2 separate regions of the Mus musculus genome follow, and region 2 is linked to region 1. A link is a loop called in an ENCODE intact Hi-C map of the cell type or tissue named here. Cell type or tissue: heart. All regions are shown on one strand.

Region 1 (2,500 bases):
GGGGAAACTGAGGGAAAGAATACGTGCGTGCATGGCGACCTACAGGCAGGGAAGAATAGTCACCAGTGTTGGAGAAGGGAGGGCCCGTTAGTGAAGCCCCAACGTCCCACTTTACAGCCAGGCCTGGCTGGGTGGCCCTGGGGATGTCACCACGCCTCTCTGGGCCCTGATCCCTTCCTGGCCCAGAGGCTGCTGGGAAGGCCAGAAAGCCGCAGGCAGGCAGGGCTAGCGTCTTACCCTTTCCCTCCCTGCCCCCCACCCCCAAGGGCACAGGGAGATGTCATTTCTCCAGCTCTTGGGGGCGGAGGTCACCCCAGCTCAGCAGATAACACCGAAGGTTGAGCAACACCCCGCCAGCTTGCCGGGGCCAGGGCTGGGGTCAATGGGTCGGGGGTCAGCCCCTGACAGGTTGGCAGCTCCTGCTTGAGTGGCCCACCTAGGAGTGGCAGAAGGGTGGGCCCCAAGAGTTGCCCTGGGCGTCCTCAAAAGGGTCTCACCGGAGAGAGGCTGGTGATCCCAGCCCATTCAAGTGCACGGGGTGGAGGGGTTGCCTCCCCAGCTTGCAGGGTGACCGCTGGGTCCTTATGGCTGGAGTGGGGTCTACCATGCTCCCACCGCAATCACCTGAGAAGCCTCTGGGCAGGGCTGTGCAGGTCTTAGGAAGGCATCGTACTTCTCGGGGGTCCGTTTGTCTCTGATGACACCACTACTAACAATACCAACACTGTCCACGGAGGGAACTCAGAAGCAAAGTGACTCACCCAGACACAGTGTGGCAGAACCCCCAGCCCTGCCACCTTCATGGAGAGGCGCAGGGAGTGGCGTAGGCAGGTGCGGTAGGCGGGCCATACATAGGGTGGAGGGCTGGGATCCAGGACAGCGAGCATCCCCGGGGTGGGCGTGCACCTGGAGAGTTCTGCTTCCCAGGAGTTGGGGGGGGGGTCCCAGAGGTGTGGGCAGCACCTGGGTGGGAGGACATGCACCCCGTGGAAGGCTGCTTCCAGGGAATTGGGGCCCGGGGACAGCGGGCAGGATCCGAGGGTTGGGGTCGTGTAGCTGGAGGAACGATCTGTTTCCCAAGAGTTGGGGGTCCGGGACAGCGGACCGGAGCCGGGACGAGCCACCGCGTCCTCCAGCAGGGGGCGGGCGGCGGCCGCGCTCCTCCGTGTTCCCGAGGGGCGGGAAGGGGGCGGGCTGGCGTCACCCGCGTCCGTGGCCATCGCGGGGCTGGCGGGACGCCCGGGTCACCGCTCAGCCTCCCGCGCGAGGACCCCCGCCGCGCCCCACTCCCCGCCGCGCCCTCTCGCGCTCCCGTGGCCGGGCAATGACGCGCACCGACCGGGTGGCGGGGCGGCGGGAGGGGCCCCAGCGTGACGCAGCCCGTTGCCAGGCGCCGCCTTATAAACCTCCCGCTCGGCCGCCGCCGCGCCGAGTCCGAGCCGCGCACGGGACCGGGACGCAGCGGAGCCCGCGGGCCCCGCGTTCATGCACCGCCTGCTGGCCTGGGACGCAGCATGCCTCCCGCCGCCGCCCGCCGCCTTTAGACCCATGGAAGTGGCCAACTTCTACTACGAGCCCGACTGCCTGGCCTACGGGGCCAAGGCGGCCCGCGCCGCGCCGCGCGCCCCCGCCGCCGAGCCGGCCATTGGCGAGCACGAGCGCGCCATCGACTTCAGCCCCTACCTGGAGCCGCTCGCGCCCGCCGCGGACTTCGCCGCGCCCGCGCCCGCGCACCACGACTTCCTCTCCGACCTCTTCGCCGACGACTACGGCGCCAAGCCGAGCAAGAAGCCGGCCGACTACGGTTACGTGAGCCTCGGCCGCGCGGGCGCCAAGGCCGCGCCGCCCGCCTGCTTCCCGCCGCCGCCTCCCGCCGCGCTCAAGGCGGAGCCGGGCTTCGAACCCGCGGACTGCAAGCGCGCGGACGACGCGCCCGCCATGGCGGCCGGTTTCCCGTTCGCCCTGCGCGCCTACCTGGGCTACCAGGCGACGCCGAGCGGCAGCAGCGGCAGCCTGTCCACGTCGTCGTCGTCCAGCCCGCCCGGCACGCCGAGCCCCGCCGACGCCAAGGCCGCGCCCGCCGCCTGCTTCGCGGGGCCGCCGGCCGCGCCCGCCAAGGCCAAGGCCAAGAAGACGGTGGACAAGCTGAGCGACGAGTACAAGATGCGGCGCGAGCGCAACAACATCGCGGTGCGCAAGAGCCGCGACAAGGCCAAGATGCGCAACCTGGAGACGCAGCACAAGGTGCTGGAGCTGACGGCGGAGAACGAGCGGCTGCAGAAGAAGGTGGAGCAGCTGTCGCGAGAGCTCAGCACCCTGCGGAACTTGTTCAAGCAGCTGCCCGAGCCGCTGCTGGCCTCGGCGGGCCACTGCTAGCGCGGCGCGGGTGGCGTGGGGGGCGCCGCGGCCACCCTGGGCACCGTGCGCCCTGCCCCGCGCGCTCCGGCCCCGCGCGCGCGCCCGGACCACCGTGCGTGCCCTGCGCGCACCTGCACCTGCA
Region 2 (2,500 bases), 160 kb after region 1:
GCTTCCAGCTCTGCTCCACTGTAGGTACAGTGCATGAAAAGACAAGGCAAACTATGTTTGGCCCAAGTTCCACAAGAATCCCTCTCCTCTCCCTGGCCTGTAAGTCCTTTGTGGCCCAACTGACTCTTGCCCAACCCCCACCCCAACACCATTGCTACCCAACTGTCACTTGCTCTATCCCCTGCCACCCAAATCCTTCCAATTCTGGAGCCAATAGGCTCGCTTCTCGAGGTGGCTGTCCTTTGGCCTGAGCCTCCTCCTGCCACCGTTTGCCCAGTTCCCTTTCCCCTCTACTGGAGTCTCTGGTCACCTCCTATGAAGGCCTTCCAGGACCTTCCCATCTTCGGTGCTGCCCGAAGCCCCCATGGCTCTGTTCTCCACTGTAGTCAGTTTCTACTGGCAGGCAGAGTGCGAGTTTCTCTGCATACTGTTTTTGTCTGAGTTGCAGCTAAACACTTAACAACTCATCTAGGCAAAAGGGCATGCTGGGTTTTACATTTACTGATTTCTGTGATGGAAATAATCTGTTGTTTCCACCTGATAGAGCAAGACAGGAAGTGTGGATTACTCAAGGGTATAGGAAGGGTGAGACGAACAGCAGCGCAATCCACAAACATCAAGAGAAAGAAGACAGATTAGAAGGGGAAAGAAAGAAGAGACGCTACGCGTTTGTGACCCCAGGACTTAGGAGGCTGAAGCAGGAGGGTTGTGTGTTCAAAGCCAGCCCAAGCTAAATAACAAAATCACAACTTAAAAGAGCCAAAAGAAAAGAATGTGATAGGTCCATGGAATAGTGCCTATCTTTTTAACCGTGGTTTCTCTGATGTTAAGGGCAGAGAGTGTTATGTTTGCTAAGCGCTGTTTGTGACAATCAGCTCACAAACCCCACAGGTTAGAAGTAGGGGCTCAGCAGCTCCCCAGACCTCAGGAATGGACTACAGTCTCTATCTACTTTTTAAATCCATTTCCCAAAGTCCAGAACTGGGAAAGGCATACACAGAGTCTGGGTGTGGGACAAGGCTCTGGACTGAGCCCGCATCATGCAAGAATGTTGTTTGGCTCTCAGAACATCTCAAGTATTAAGCATTGGGGCTGTAGCTTGGTTGGCAGTGTTGCCCACAACCCCCACCTGTGCCCTTGTCTAGGTTTGCAGATTCTCTGAACTGTGGGCCCAGTACCTCCTAGCCCCAAGGCTACTACTGCCTGTCAGTTGGGGCAGGAGCTGGCAGTTGCCCCAGTCCTCACCCTTCCCTGGAGTCTCGGGATGCCCTCTCAGTCACAGAAGTCAGAAGGCTGTGTGGACAGTTCAACTATCATCTCAGCCCCTGTCTCCAGACTGGACACTGTCACTGTCAGACAGTAAGCACCTTGGGGTCACGCTCTGGGGGGGGCCTTTCTCCCATGTGAGGCCAGCACACAGTCAGCCTGCAAGTCCTGGAATTCTGTTAGATCCCTCTGCTCACCAGGCTGAGCCCCCTGGCTGGAATGACTGGTACAGCCCAACCCAGTCCAAAGGAATGTGGCAAGAAGGATAGCCTAGGGCAGGGTTTAAAAATACTGTGGAGTCGGGGAGGTGGACACTCAGGAACTAGGCTGCTAGGGACAGTGCCCAGGGTGGCACTGTCTGGGATAGGCCAGTGCTCAGCATAGAAATAGCCATGGTAACATAGCCTGATTTAGAATAAAAGTGAGCAGTCAGATCTGGGTGCTAGGCAGCCTCCCTGAAGTCTCCACACCAGGGTCCCCTAGCGCAGTGAGCCTCGGAGGCTGCTGAGAGACCTCCCTGTACTGCAGCCTTAGGAGCCAGAGTGTGCCCAGCCCACCAGAGCCATGGTTAAAAATAACAGCAGACCTGCTACTGGACTTGGAAGGAGCCAGAGGTGACCTGCTTCCCACTGGGGGCCATGCTCTCCAGAGGTGTGAGCTCATGGGACTGTAATGGCCTTAGGGGGAGGAGAGCCAGCTCAAATGGGGAAAGTGAGGCTCAGAAACAGTGCTGCCTCTGTCCCTGGCCTTCTGTGCTCACTCGTGCCGGTGGGGACATCAACACCTAAGGTAACGCATGAGTAAGCAGGTGAACTAGACCCCTCCTGCTTCAGACAGCGATGGCTGCTGAGGAGAGGTTATCCAAGAGAGGACTGGGGTGAGAGAGGCTCAGCTCAGCCAGGGTAAGCATGAAGGGCAGGAGGAGGCTCTGTGAGTAGCATTTGAACCAGCAAGTGCCAAGGCCCTGGGGCTCCATCCTGCCCTGAATATGTGAAGAGAACAGAGGAGAGGTGGTGTGGCTGGGGCCATGTACACGAAGATGGAAGTGAGGCAGGGGTGTGTGCCTTTTCAAAGGAGGGCTTGTTGGGTCTGTCTCTGCAGTAGGTGGGAGCCATGGAGAGTTCTGAGCAGAAGGCAGAAGCCCTCTTGTGCATGTGGAGAATCAAGGCTAGGGCTGGAGTGAGTGGGGCACAGGGAGGTTCTGTCAAGTGCTGCTGGGCTGAAGGTGATAGAA

Evidence for each region. A loop is a pair of places that touch in the nucleus more often than their neighbours do. Peaks named below come from ENCODE experiments on the same cell type or tissue, not always from the same donor. Only the 100,000 strongest peaks of a DNase experiment are listed, where the experiment ranks them.
Region 2: a loop joins it to region 1, with 3 times the contacts of the local background. A loop is called at or near these places in 5 of 42 quality-filtered maps.

Annotation. Positions count from the first base shown.
Region 1 is chr2:167,687,537-167,690,036 of GRCm38, forward strand. It overlaps Cebpb (CCAAT/enhancer binding protein (C/EBP), beta), which reads left to right and starts at 1,379. Exons shown (of 1, transcript NM_009883.4): 1 at 1,379-2,500. The coding sequence starts at 1,486. The coding sequence ends at 2,376. In heart, CTCF peaks have their summits at 1,138 (motif pointing right) and 1,344; DNase peaks (open chromatin) are centred at 185, 1,515 and 2,485; H3K4me3 peaks cover 1,853 bases; H3K27ac peaks cover 1,757 bases; H3K27me3 peaks cover 928 bases.
Region 2 is chr2:167,847,401-167,849,900 of GRCm38, forward strand. Gm32800 (a long non-coding RNA gene) reads right to left here and starts at 442. Exons shown (of 2, transcript XR_375287.2): 1 at 311-442; 2 at 1-18. It overlaps Gm32845 (a long non-coding RNA gene), which reads left to right and starts at 1,007. Exons shown (of 8, transcript XR_375289.3): 1 at 1,007-1,359. In heart, a CTCF peak has its summit at 1,493; DNase peaks (open chromatin) are centred at 71 and 1,871; H3K4me3 peaks cover 425 bases; H3K27ac peaks cover 2,500 bases.